Regions from separate parts of the Homo sapiens genome. Here region 2 is linked to region 1. Evidence: chromatin loops called from intact Hi-C (ENCODE). Cell type or tissue: K562. All regions are shown on one strand. Each heading gives the region's core, and the rest is flanking DNA. Links, peaks and the distances in the headings are about the cores only.

Region 1 (6,379 bases), core at 2,521-5,020:
ATGCAAAAGGTGCCTTTATTTTTCCTAATGAAGGGATTTTTTTCCAGTAGCTGGACAAGCCTGTTTCCGAGAATAATTGACTCTGAGCTACCCATACCTCTGTTACCTCTGTTGACCAACAGATGCTCCTTACTCCCACCAAGGAGTTCAGAATGTTTAAAACCTAACTCTATCTTTATTTTTTTACTATAATTATTTTAGAATTAGAGACAGGGTCTCGCTGTGTTGCCCAGGAGGGTCTTGAACTCCTGGGTTCAAGGACTTCTCCCACCTCAGTATCCCAAAGTTCTAGGCTTATAGGCATGAGCCACTGTGCCTAACCATAAAATTATTATTTTTATTTGACACATAATAACTGTACATATTCTGGAGTACACTGTGATATTTCCATACATGTATACAATGTGTAGTGATCAAATCAGGGTAATTGGCACATCTATCAATTCAAATATCTATTATTTCTTTGTGCTGAAAATATTCAAAATCTGCTCTTCTATTTGAAAATATACAATAAATTGTTTGTTATTATAGTTACCCAATGGTGCTGTAGAACACTAGCACTTATTCCTCCCATCTAGCTGTACTGTTGTATCTGTTAATAACCTCTGGCTGTCCCCTCCCTACCCCTACCCTTTCCAGTCTCTAGTAACCGCTATTCTACTCTCTACTTCCATGAGATCAACTTTTTTAGCTTTCACCTATCAGTGAGAACATGCAGTACTTCTCTTTCTGTGCTTGGCTTATTTCACTTAATATAATGTCCTCCTGTGGCTAAATAGTATTCATACATATATATGTATGGATATGTGTGTGTGTGTGTGTGTGTGTGTGTGTGTATATGTGTATATATATATACACTCACACATACACAATTTTTTTTTCTTTTTCTTTCTCTCTCCTTTTCTCTTTCTTTCTGGGATAGGGTCTCTCCCCTCTGTCACCCAGGCTGGAATGCAGAGGTGCATTCATAGCTCACTATAGCCTTGAACTCCTGGGCTCATGAAATCTTCTCACCTCAGCCTCCCAAGTAGCTGGGACTATAGGCGCACACCACCATGCCTGGCTAATTTTTATTTTTTTGTAGAGGTGGGGTCTCACTTTGTTGCCCAGGCTGGTCTCAAACCCTCCTTGAGCAATTCTCCCACTTCTAAATTCCCAGCCTCCTAAAGTGCTGGGATTACAGGTATAAGCCACCATGCCTGGTCATATATACCACATTTTCCTTATCCATTCATCTGTTGATGGACACTTAGGCTGAGTCTTTATCTTGGTTATTGTGAATGGTGCTTCAACATACATGGGAACGCAGATATCTCATCAACATATGAATTTCTGAAATAATATTTTAATAATAGTCTAGTAAAAATTATGATAACAATCTACTGAATTATTTTTTAAAAAAAACTTAGAATGTCAGAAGTCTTTGTGGTCTGCAGAGAAAATGAAGACTAAATGTTATAGCTTTAATTATAATTTTAAAAATCTAAATGTTCACTAAATCTGAAAGATTAGATATATTGGGTTATGTTGCATTGCTGCTCACAGTAAAATCTTGTAAGTCAGTATAAAATCCACTAGATTAGAAAAAGAAAAGTAGGCTAGGAAGTTTGGTTTGGCTTCCCTATCTGTAAAACCACAACTGTCTATGCTTGACACAAACTAAGGTAAATAAATAATGTGTCTTAGGCTAATTGCTAACTGTGAATAGGAGATAACCTGGCATAGAAGAGTAGAAAGAGCATTCCAGGCAGAAAGAATGGACTCAGCAGAGGTACTAACTGGTGAAACAGCATGACATGGTCATAGTCACACCAGACGTGAGCTCTTGAGAGCGTCGTGGATTAACATTAACATTTTTAACCAACAACTCTGATAATCTCTCCAGGATCCCTGGATTTCTGGGTGCCAATAACAAAAGCTAGACTTACTGTTTTTTTTTTCCTCTGTACTTCTGCAATAGATTGAATGTTTGCGTCCACCCAAAATTCATGTTGAAATCTTAACCCCTAATGTGGAGGTAGGTGGTGAGGCCCTTGGAAGGGGATTAGGTCATGAAGGTAGGGCCTTCATGAATGAGATCAGTGCCCTTATAAAAGGGACCCCATAGAGCTCTCTTTTCCTGTTTTCACCACATAAGAGATAAGAGAAGTCGGCTGGCATGGTAACCCATGCCTATAATCCCAGCACTTTGGGAGGCAGAGGCAGGTGGATCACGAGGTCAGGAGTTCAAGACCAGCCTGGCCAACATGGTGAAACTCTGTCTTTACTATGTCTCTACTCATGTCTCTAGCTGAGTACGGTGGCATGTGCCTGTAATCCCAGCTACTCAGGCTGCTGAGGTGGGAAAATCGCTTGAACCAAGGAGGCGGAGGTTGCAGTGAGCCGAGATCGGGAGAGGTGGCTTGTGCTTGTGGTCGCAGCTACTGGAGAGGCTGAGACAGGAGGATCACCTGGGCAAAGGAGGTGGAGTCTGCAGTGAGCCAAGATCATGCTACCTCACTCCAGCCTGGGCAACAGAGCAACACCCTTTCTCAAAAAAAAAAAAAAAAAAAAGTTGCAGGCTAAGTATTAGGCTGATGGCAAAGAAGTGGCCAATTCACTTAATCTAACTCAGTATTATGGTTTTTTCTTTTATTTTCTTTTTTTTTTTTGAGAGAGTCTTATTCTGTCCCCCAGGTTGGAGTGCAGTCACGCGATCTTGGCTCACTGCAACCTCCACCTCCCGGGTTCAAGAGAGTCTCCTGCCTCAGCCTCCCAAGTAGTTGGATTACAAATGTGTGCCACCATACCCGGCTAATTTTTGTATTTTTTAGCAGAGACAGGGTTTCACCATGTTGGCTAGGCTGGTCTCGAACTCCCGACCTCAAGTGATCTGCCTGCCTCGGTCTCCCAAAGTCCTGGGATTACAGGCATGAGACACCATGCCCAGCCTTGCTTTTTTTTTTTTTTGGTGGGGGGGACAGAGTCTCACTCCGTCTCCCAGGCTGGAGTGCAGTGGCACGATCTCAGCTCATTGCAACCTCTGCCTCCCGGGTTCAAGCGAATCTCCTGTCTCATCCTCCGGAGTAGCTGGGATTACAGACGCCCGCCACCACGCCCGGCTAATTTTTTTGTGTATATATAAATATATATTTTTTTAGCAAAGACAGAGTTTCACCATGTTGGCCAGGCTGGTCACGAATCTTGACCTCAAATGATCCGCCCACCTCGGCCTCCTAGAGTGCTGGGATTACAGGCGTAAGCCACCGTGCCCAGCCTGTATGTACTTTTTAATACAGTAATATGTAAATAACTGTGTGTGTATGGGAAAGCTGTTTTTCATTTCTCCAAAAACTGCACCAAGGCAAAGCAAAGCTCTAGTTGATTTCGGTGTGTTGTGCAGGAGTTAGCAGTACTGCCCTCACTAGGTACCCATTGGACAGTAGTGCAACCCCAAGAAAAGGATGGTAGTAAGTTAACTTTCATCACGCGTTGATATTTCATTTGAAATGGTGACTTGAAGCTGGTTAGATACTGAAACTGAGACTATAGTATGCCTAACTCAGCTGCTCAATAACTATTTATTGCTTATAGTCTTACGACTTTTTTTTTAGAATAATTATCTTTGCTAGTACTATCAGATTTGCATGACAACCCTTTCTCTTGTATTCTCTGTAAACTGGAGGTTGTCCCACTATTACTGATACTAAATTTGATGGTTTGGTTCAAATGGTGACCACCAGATGGCTCCACTATACAGGTGTATTTTCTTTACCTTTTTTTTTTTTTTTTTTTTTTTTTTTGAGACAGTGTCTTGTTGTGTCGCCCAGGCTGTAGTGCAATGGCGCGATCTCGGCTCAGTGCAACCTCTGCTCCTGGGTTCAAGTGATTCTCCTGCCTCAGCCTCCCAAGGAGCTGGGACTACAGGCACATGCCACTGCACCCGACTATTTTTTTTTTGTATTTTTATTTTTATTTAATTTTTATTTATTTATATTTTTTAATTTTTTTTTTGAGACGGAGTCTCGCTCTGTCACCCAGGCTGGAGTGCAATGGCACAATCTCAGCTCGCTGCAAGCTCTGCCTCCTGGGTTCATGCCATTCTCCTGCCTCAGCCTCCCGAGTAGCTGGGACCACTGGTGACCACCACCACGCCTGGCTAATTTTTTGTATTTTTAGTAGAGATGGGGTTTCACCATGTTAGCCAGGATGGTCTCAATCTCCTGACCTCGTGATCTGCCCGCCTCGGCCTCCCAAAGTGCTGGGATTACAGGCATGAGCCACCGTGCCCAGCCGTTTTATTTATTTATTTTTGAGACGGAGTTTTGCTCTCATTGCCCAGGCTGGAGTGCAATGGTGCGATCTTGGCTCACCACAACCTCCATCTCCTGGGTTCAAGCAATTCTCCTGCCTCAGCCTCCTGAGTAGCTGGGATTACAGGCATGTGCCACCATGCCCGGCTAATTTTGTATTTTTAGTAGAGACGGGGTTTCTCCACGTTGGTCAGGCTGGTCTCGAACTCCCAACCTCAGGTGATCTGCCTGCCTTGGCCTCCCAAAGTGCTGGGATTACAGGATTACAGGCATGAGCCACTGCGGCTGACCTTTTTTTTTTTTTTTTTTTTTTTTGTATTTTTAGTAGAGATGGGGTTTCACTATGTTGCCAGGTTGGTCTTGAACTCCTGACCTCATGATCTGCTAGCCTCGGCCTCCCAAAGTGCTGGGATTACAGGCGTAAGCCACCACACCCAGCCTGTAATTTCTTTTACAATTAGGTAAGTAGCCTGTAGAGTGATACTTTGATGGCATTTCCCAGCAATCTTTCATCTAAAGGTTTTGAAGTCCATTGATAGTCCTTGTCTGAGTCAATTATTTCATTAAGGTTTGCATCATGGTTATTGTCTAATTCTATATTTTATTTTATACTTATTAGCTGGCATCCTATAGTAAAGAAGAGTTTTTCCTCATCAACTGGGTATAAACCACATTCTTTATTAAAAAAAAAAAGAAAAAAAAAGCAGGGTAGGTTGGGAGCAGTGGCCCATGCCTGTACTCCCAGCGCTTTGGGAGGTTGAGGTGGGAGCATCACTTGAGCCCAGGAGTTCAAGACCAGCCTGGGCAACATAGCAAGACCCCATCTCTAAAAAAACAAAAAAGCAAGCAAAAACACTTAGCCAGGTATGGTGGCAGGCACCTGTAGTCCCAGCTTCTGACGAGGCACGAGGATCACTTGAGCCCAGGAGGTCAAGACTGCAGTGAGCCATGTTTGTGCCACTGCACTCCAGCCTGGATGACAGAGCAAGACTCTGTCTTAAAAACAAAAACAAATGAAACAAAAAACAAACAGGGTAAATGCTATCTCCCTTTAATAACTAATTTTCAGAGTATCAAATTGGTGTAATAGACACTACCAATGATGGAAAAATAGTTTCCCTCTTCTCATTCTCTCTTCTCTGTACTAGAGAGTAGACTTTTATTTATTCAGTATTTGCAATCAATTGTATTCATTTTCTTTTTGACGCTAAAATTGCCCTAAATTTGCCCCCTGGGAGATCCTTCAAGCTGGCTCCCATGTCTCTAAAATTTATTTTTGAGAGACTGAAAATACAAATGGTAAATGGCCAGAATATACATAAAAACAGAATTCTGACCCATTACCTACAACAACTAGCCCAGTAAACCAACCACTTATTTACCATAAGTGTACTCTCAGCCTGAAAGCCAAACCTGCTATCAACCAGACTTGTAGGAAGTCAGACTGCTATCTCTGGTAGCAATCCAGGAAGCTAAATAATAACTTCTATGACAATCAGCTCAAAATGGCCAGGACTTGATTAAAACTTGACAGCTTCCCTACTTTTTGTCCTCACTTCTAGCTTATGCCCATCCAGAGAAAGCCAAATATGCTCCTTTAACCAAGACCATAGGATGCCAACTTGTAGTTAGCTTCCAGCTTCCCCATGCCAACAGCTTCCAATCAGGCATACCTGTGAAACCTTTCCTTTTGTCCACTGTAAAGCTTTCCCACTCCTCTGCATGCCTTTGAACCTCTGCTAAAACATAAGGGATGGTGGCTGACTCCCTTGCTACAGCAAGTTCTCAATCGACTTTGCTTTTCTCATTTGGTTTGCAATAAAATGCATTCTTTACAGTGACACAATTTGATGAATTTTGACAAACGTATACATTCCCACTAACCATGACACAGAACATTTCCATCACCCCCAAAAGTTCTCCCATTTTCCTTTCCAGTCAATTCCTTCTCTCTTCCCCTCCTAACCAACCACTGATCTGCTATCTACCACTATGGATTAGTGTTGTTTGTTCTCCTAACTACAGTTGGCATAGCCTCATTGGTCTAAGCACTTCCTCTGCATTCAGGCACAACGAAATACCTGGCT
Region 2 (6,379 bases), core at 2,456-4,955, 130 kb after region 1:
TTTTGGCCAATTTCTCCCATTTGGAACAGTTGTATTTACCCAATGTCTGTACCCCCATTGTATCTAGGAAATAACTAGCTTGCTTTTGATTTTACAGGCTCATAGGCAGAAGGGACCTGACTTGTCTCAGATGAGACTTTGTACTGTGGACTTTTTGGTTAATGCTGAAGTGAGTTAAGACTTTGGGGGACTGTTGGGAAGGCATGATTGGTTTTGAAATGTGAGGAAATGAGATTTGGCAGAGGCCAGGGGTGAAATGATATGGTTTGGCTCTGTGTCCCCACCCAAATGTCATCTTGAATTGTACTCTCATAATCCCCACATGTTGTGGGAGGGACCTGTGGGAGATCAATTGAATCACAGGGGCATTTCCCCCATACTGTTCTCATGGTAGTGAATAAGTCTCACAAGATCTGATGGTTTTATCAGGGGTTTCCGCTTTTGCATCTTCCTCATTCTCTCTTTGTCTGCTGCCATCCATGTAAGACAGAACTTGCTCCTCCTTGCCTTCTGCCATGATTGTGAGGCTTCCCCAGTCATGTGGAACTGTAAGTCCAATTAAACCTCTTTCTTTTGTAAATTGCCTAGTCTTGGGTATGTCTTTATCAGCAGCATGAAAACGGACTAATGCAAGGCAGGAATTACAAAATTCTTATATGTGGAATCTAATAATGCCAAACTTACAGAAGCTGAGAGTAGAATGGTAATTACCAGGGTCTGGGCAGGGGCTGGAGGGATTGGGGAGATGTTGGCCAAACAGTACAAAGTTTCAGTTAGACAGGAGGAATAAGTTTTCAAAGTCTATTGCACAGCATGGTGACCAGTTAATAACAATGTATTATGTATGTCAAAATTGCTAATAGAGTAGATTTTAAACATTCTCACTATAAAAAATTATAGGTAGGTAAAGTGATGGATATGTTAATTAGCTTGATATAATCATTTCACAGTGTATACATGTATCAAAACATCACATCATACCCCACAAATGTATATGATTATTCATTTGTTTATTTATTTTTGAGACAGGGTCTCACTCTGTCATCCAGGCTGGAGTTCAGTGGCACCATCATGGCTCACTGCAGCCTCAACCTCCTGGACTCACTCAATCCTCCCACCTCAGCCTCCCAATTAGCTGGGACTACATGCAAGTGCTACCACACCCAGATAATTTTTGTATTTTTAGTCTCTACTAAATTACAGGGTTTTACCATGTAGTCCAGGCTGGTCACAAACTCCTGGGCTCAAGTGATCCACCTGCCTCAGCCTCTCAAAGCACTGGGATTACAGGCATGGCCACCATACCTAGCCTACAATTATTATTTGTCAATTAAAAATAAAAATTTTGGAAAAGAAGGCAAGAGTTATAAGATAACATTTGCTGAATGCCTCTGAGGTGCCCAAAACTGCTTGGTGCTGGAAATACAGAGGTGAGTAAGACATAGCCTTAGCCTCAAGGGTCACTAGCCTGCAGGGCCAAGGGGACCCAGACTCCTGCAAAGCTATTAGACATCTTCCCGGAGTCTTGAGCCATGCCTTTCACACTTCCCGGAGTCTTGAGCCATGCCTTTCACAGTAGGTGCTTGAGATAAGTTTGTGGAATAAGTAAAAATATAAATGTAACGATAATATAATAATAGTGTTTGCCATCATTATTTTCTAGAAGGAATAGAGATATTTTATGGATGGAAGCTGCTACTTAAATAAGCAATTACTTATACAGAAATTAAAATATACATTTAGAGATGCCTTAGGTTTTTTTTATTTTTTTTTATTTTTTTTAAGATAGAGTCTCACTCTGTCGCCCAAGCTGGAGTGCGGTGGTGCGATCTTGACTCACTGCAACCCAGCCTCCCAGGTTCAAGTGATTCTCCTGCCTCAGCCTCCTGAGTAGCTGGGACCACAGGCTGTGCCACCATGCCCAGCTAATATTTTTGTATTTTTAATAGAGACAGAGTTTCGCCATGTTGACCAGGCTGGTCTCAAACTCCTGACCTCAAGTGATCCTCCCCCTTGGCCTCCCAAAGTGCTGGGATTACAGGCGTGAGCCACTGTGCCCAGCCAGATGCCCTAAGTTTTTTATATCCCCCAAAAGCTATTTGACCTAAAAATGACACAGAATGTTAGAAAAAGAACAGAGTCTCAGTTAAGAGCTTCCAGATCTGATCTGGGATTTCCAAACTTTTTCAAAAATTCATTTCCAAACTTTCAAAAAGCCTCCTTTGACATCCAGTTGGAGCTTATGAGTTTCTTTTAATCGTTTTAGTGAACTTACATTTATTTATACCCACTTCCATCATTGCCGTGGTTCACCAAAACAGGATGAATACTGAAGGCTGAAATAAATAACTGCAGACTGCAGGGGAAGCGTAACTATAGCAATGAATTAAAACCCATATTAGCAAACAACACAATTACTATATGGTCACGTAAAGTCACTTGAGGTAATTCATAAATTTCTTTCTGAGCTTCCTGGCAGTCAAAGCAAAAAGAGAAAAATGCTTAGCTTTAAGGGTTATACTTATAGGTTCATAGGTATTCAGAAGAAGCATAATTTTCCTGATCCTGAGATTTTTTTTTTTTTTTTGAGACAGTGTCTCGCTCTGTCACTCAGGCTGGAGTGCAATGGTGTGATCTCGGCTCACTGCAACCTCCACCTCCCAGGTTCAAGCGATTATCCTGCCTCAGCCTCCCGAGTAGCTGAGACTAAAGGCACCCGCCACTGCGCCCCAGCTAATTTTTATATTTTTTAATAGAGATGGGGTTTCACCATGTTGGCCAGGATGGTCTCGATCTCTTGACCTTGTGATCCGCCTGCCTTGGCCTCCCAAAGTGCTGGGATTACAGGTGTGAACCACTGCTCCTGGCTGATCCTGAGATCTCTTAAAGAGGACACACCGCATGATGTGATGGGTGACATTCTCAACTCCATGTCATTGACAAATAGAGCAGGAAAGTTACGAGGGCAATTTCTTACCATGTTTCTCAGGGCAAGCCAAATACATCCCATCAAAGGGCAATTTTGTAAAGGCAACCTTCAAGAGAATGACACAGTGCTTTCTGACTACTCAGCTCCAAAGTGGCCTGATTTCCCTTCAGAGTAAAATCTCCAGTGTCTGGAGGCACAGAGAGATGGAGCCTTTGTTCTTCTGGCGGGGATTTATGATTATGCTTTCTCCCGTTGCGTTATTGACGAGGATGGGATTCCAGAGAGTGCAAGGTAGTATTCACAGTTGGGAGTTTGGAGGGGACATACTCTGTAGCTGTGAAGACATCCTCTTCACTCTGTCAGCCGGGCAAAAGGCAGGTTAAAGTTCTCTTCTCAACACAGAAGAACCAGCCCAAGTAGCTGTTTATTCTCCTATCAGCAGTTTTTGTCAATGCCCTTCTCGCCACCCTCTGGCTGGCTATAAAATCACAATTTTGTTTATTTTAGGCTTTGCTGTTTGTATAGGTTAAAATTGTGTTCTGTTACTCTAATTTTAGATTTTTGATTACTAGTGAGTTACAACTATTTTTATGTTTGCAGGCCATTTGTTTTGCTTGTGTGTTTGTGTGGTACGTTTGGGTTATAAATTACCTACCATGTCCTTTACCTATTTAATCTGTTGGTGTCCTAATGTTTTTCTTCTTAATTTAATTGGGCATTCTATATTTTAAGGGATATTCACCCATTGTCATATTTTCTAATTTACGTCTTACAATGCACATTCTCACCTTGTGTTAGAACTGTCCAAACACCACCAAATCATAGAACATTCAGTAAAATTTCTGGTTGAGTAGAATTAAATTTTTTTTTTTTGAGATGGAGTCTCACTGTGTTGCCCAGGATGGAGTACAGTAGCATAATCTCAGCTCACTGCAACCTCCGCCTCCTGGGGTCAGGTGATTCTCGTGCCTCAGCCTCCCGAGTAGCTGGGATTACAGGTGCGCACCACCCAGCTAATTTTTTTATTTTTATTTTTGTGATTTCAGTAGAGACAGGGTTTCACTATATTGGCCAGGCTGGTCTTGAACTCCTGATCTCAGGTGATCCACCTGCCTTGGCCTCCCAAAGTTCTGGGATTACAGGCATGAGCCACTGTACCCAGCATAGTAGAATTAAATTGAAGAAGGATTTATTATGTGACAATCAGGATGGACCAGGAGATTATCTCAGTAAGAAAATGGAAGAATGAGCAAAATCTATAAATAGTCCTGGAAAGTGCCTTGGACTCAGCTGGCTTAAAATAGTGAAGTCCATCAGTAGTGCCTTGGGACTGTGGCAGAATGTTTTCTTTGTGATTTAAAAAAAAAATCAAGCACTCATTCCAAAAAGAATTGGCAACATTCAAAATCTGCTACTCAGTAATAAATTGAGGAATGATAGATGGTGGGCTGGAGAGATTGTGTAATAGCTGTTTGCCAAAATACCCTAGAAAAATACATGATTTTGTTTTTTATACATTTTGCAAAGAAAATGTTTATCAGTGCTTTACATTTTACGCATGGATGTATACATACTCCATGTTAAGAACACCAAACAGAAAGAAAAAAAGTGAAAATTTCCATGTTCAAGTCAAGCTACAATAATTCTTTTTGAAGCTTCTGATAGGAGGCCTTTTTTTTTTTTTTTTTTTTTTTTTTTTTAGATGGAGTCTTCCTCTGTCACCCAAGCTGAAGTGTAGTGGCATCATGGCTTATGTAGCCTCGACCTCCCAGGCTCAAGTGATCCTCCCACCTCAGAGGATGACGTTCTTAAAGGACTTTTGGGGCATCTCATCTATTTCCCACTCCATCCCAGAATGAGTTCTTAACAAGTGCACAATAAGGACATCTCTGTAGGATATTCCTATAGTCTTTCCATAACTATTAATATGCACTCTCGTGCTCCAGCAATAGTTCCTATTCCTAAGGGGAAAAAAATGGTTTCCCTCTGATGAACAGTGCAAGATTTAAAAAGGAGACACAAGTGAAAGAAAGTGGGGAGTGGTGTCAAAGGCAGCATGAAAAATAGTTTACAGTGCTACCTCTCAAGGACTGTCCTTGGCATTATGGTTGTAAGCAATGGCTTGGGGGTTAGACTCCTTGGGTCCTGGCATGGCTCCGTCACATCTATGCTCTGCAACTTTACTAAACCTTTCTAAGCCTCACTCCTTCATGTCATGGTAGAACAACAATATTGGCTCACAAGTGTCAAGAAGATTAAATGAGACAACGTATGTAACACGTAGCTCAGTGCCTGGAATATAGTAATGTTCAAAAATGTCAGCTCTCGCAAAACCAGCAATGGCAAAGTAGAGCTCATGGACATCATATGGTATTGTTAGAATTATTAATTCCTAGGAGGAACTGAGGAATTTCTTTTTTAATCTTAGATGAGCTACCAGGAAGGAAAATAGAGAAGTGACTTCAGAACAGTGTTATCTTTTCCCACACTGAGATGACATAGAATAGTCTTCTCCCAAGGACATCCTAGCTGAAGGCCGTTGGGGGTGAAGAAGGTTGTGCAACTTTCTCACTCAAGCCTGGCACTGGTTTTTCTTCCAAGGCCTTTTTCTGTTTTTGACAATGAATGTTCAACATTATCTACTTCCAGTTTGGATGAGCATTTTGCTCTCTACACCACTGTCCCACCCAGCCACCATCTTCTCAATATACGTGGACCTGATTTTTAATTAGGTTCATTTTTCTTCATTTTTCCCTTTTATTTTTAGTTGACACAATATAATTGTGCATATGTATGGGATAGAGAGTGATATTTTGATATATGTATATGTGTGGAGTGATCAAAACAGGGTAATTAACATATCTGTTACCTCAAACATTTGTCATTTGTGTTGTGAACATTCAAAATACTCTCTTCAAGCTTTTAAAAAATACTCAACAAATTGGTTATCTATATTTACCCTATGCTGCTGCAGAACACCAGAACTCATTCCTCCCATCTAGCTGAAATTTTGTGTTCATTAACCAACCTCTCCCTATCCTCCTCACCCCCTACCTTTCCTAGCCTCTATAGTGCCCACAATTCTACCTTCTACTTTTATGAGCTCCCACATATGAGTGAGGACATGTGGTATTCTTGTGTACAAGAATTTTGCTTGAATATAATGTCTTCTTATTGTGCTCTAATTTAATGTCTTCCAGGCTCATCCATGTTTCTGTGAATGACAAGATTTCATTCTTTTTATGGTTGAATAGTATCCCGTTATACACACACTCTCACACACACACACACACACACACACACACACACATATTTATCTATCTTAGATATGTAATCTTTCTTAACTCATTCATCTGTTAATGGACATTTATGTTGATTCCGTATCTTAGTATTGTGAATAGTGCTGCAGTAAATGTGGGAATGCAGGTATTCCTTTAATACGCCAATTTT

Evidence for each region. Hi-C counts contacts between places; a loop is a spot of excess contacts. Peaks named below come from ENCODE experiments on the same cell type or tissue, not always from the same donor. Only the 100,000 strongest peaks of a DNase experiment are listed, where the experiment ranks them.
Region 2: it touches region 1 in a loop (3-fold over the local background); 15 of 110 quality-filtered maps call a loop at or near these places.

The regions. Positions count from the first base shown.
Region 1 is chr6:159,717,093-159,723,471 of GRCh38, forward strand. It overlaps a transcript of SOD2 not described here and the pseudogene RNU4ATAC18P. Among named protein-coding and RNA genes, the nearest start is that of WTAP, 7.2 kb to the right of the region's middle. In K562, for the core only: a CTCF peak has its summit at 3,714 (motif pointing right); a DNase peak (open chromatin) is centred at 3,699.
Region 2 is chr6:159,849,706-159,856,084 of GRCh38, forward strand. No RefSeq gene overlaps it. Among named protein-coding and RNA genes, the nearest start is that of MAS1, 38 kb to the right of the region's middle. In K562, for the core only: a CTCF peak has its summit at 3,395 (motif pointing left); no DNase peak of the experiment used is centred there; H3K27me3 peaks cover 403 bases.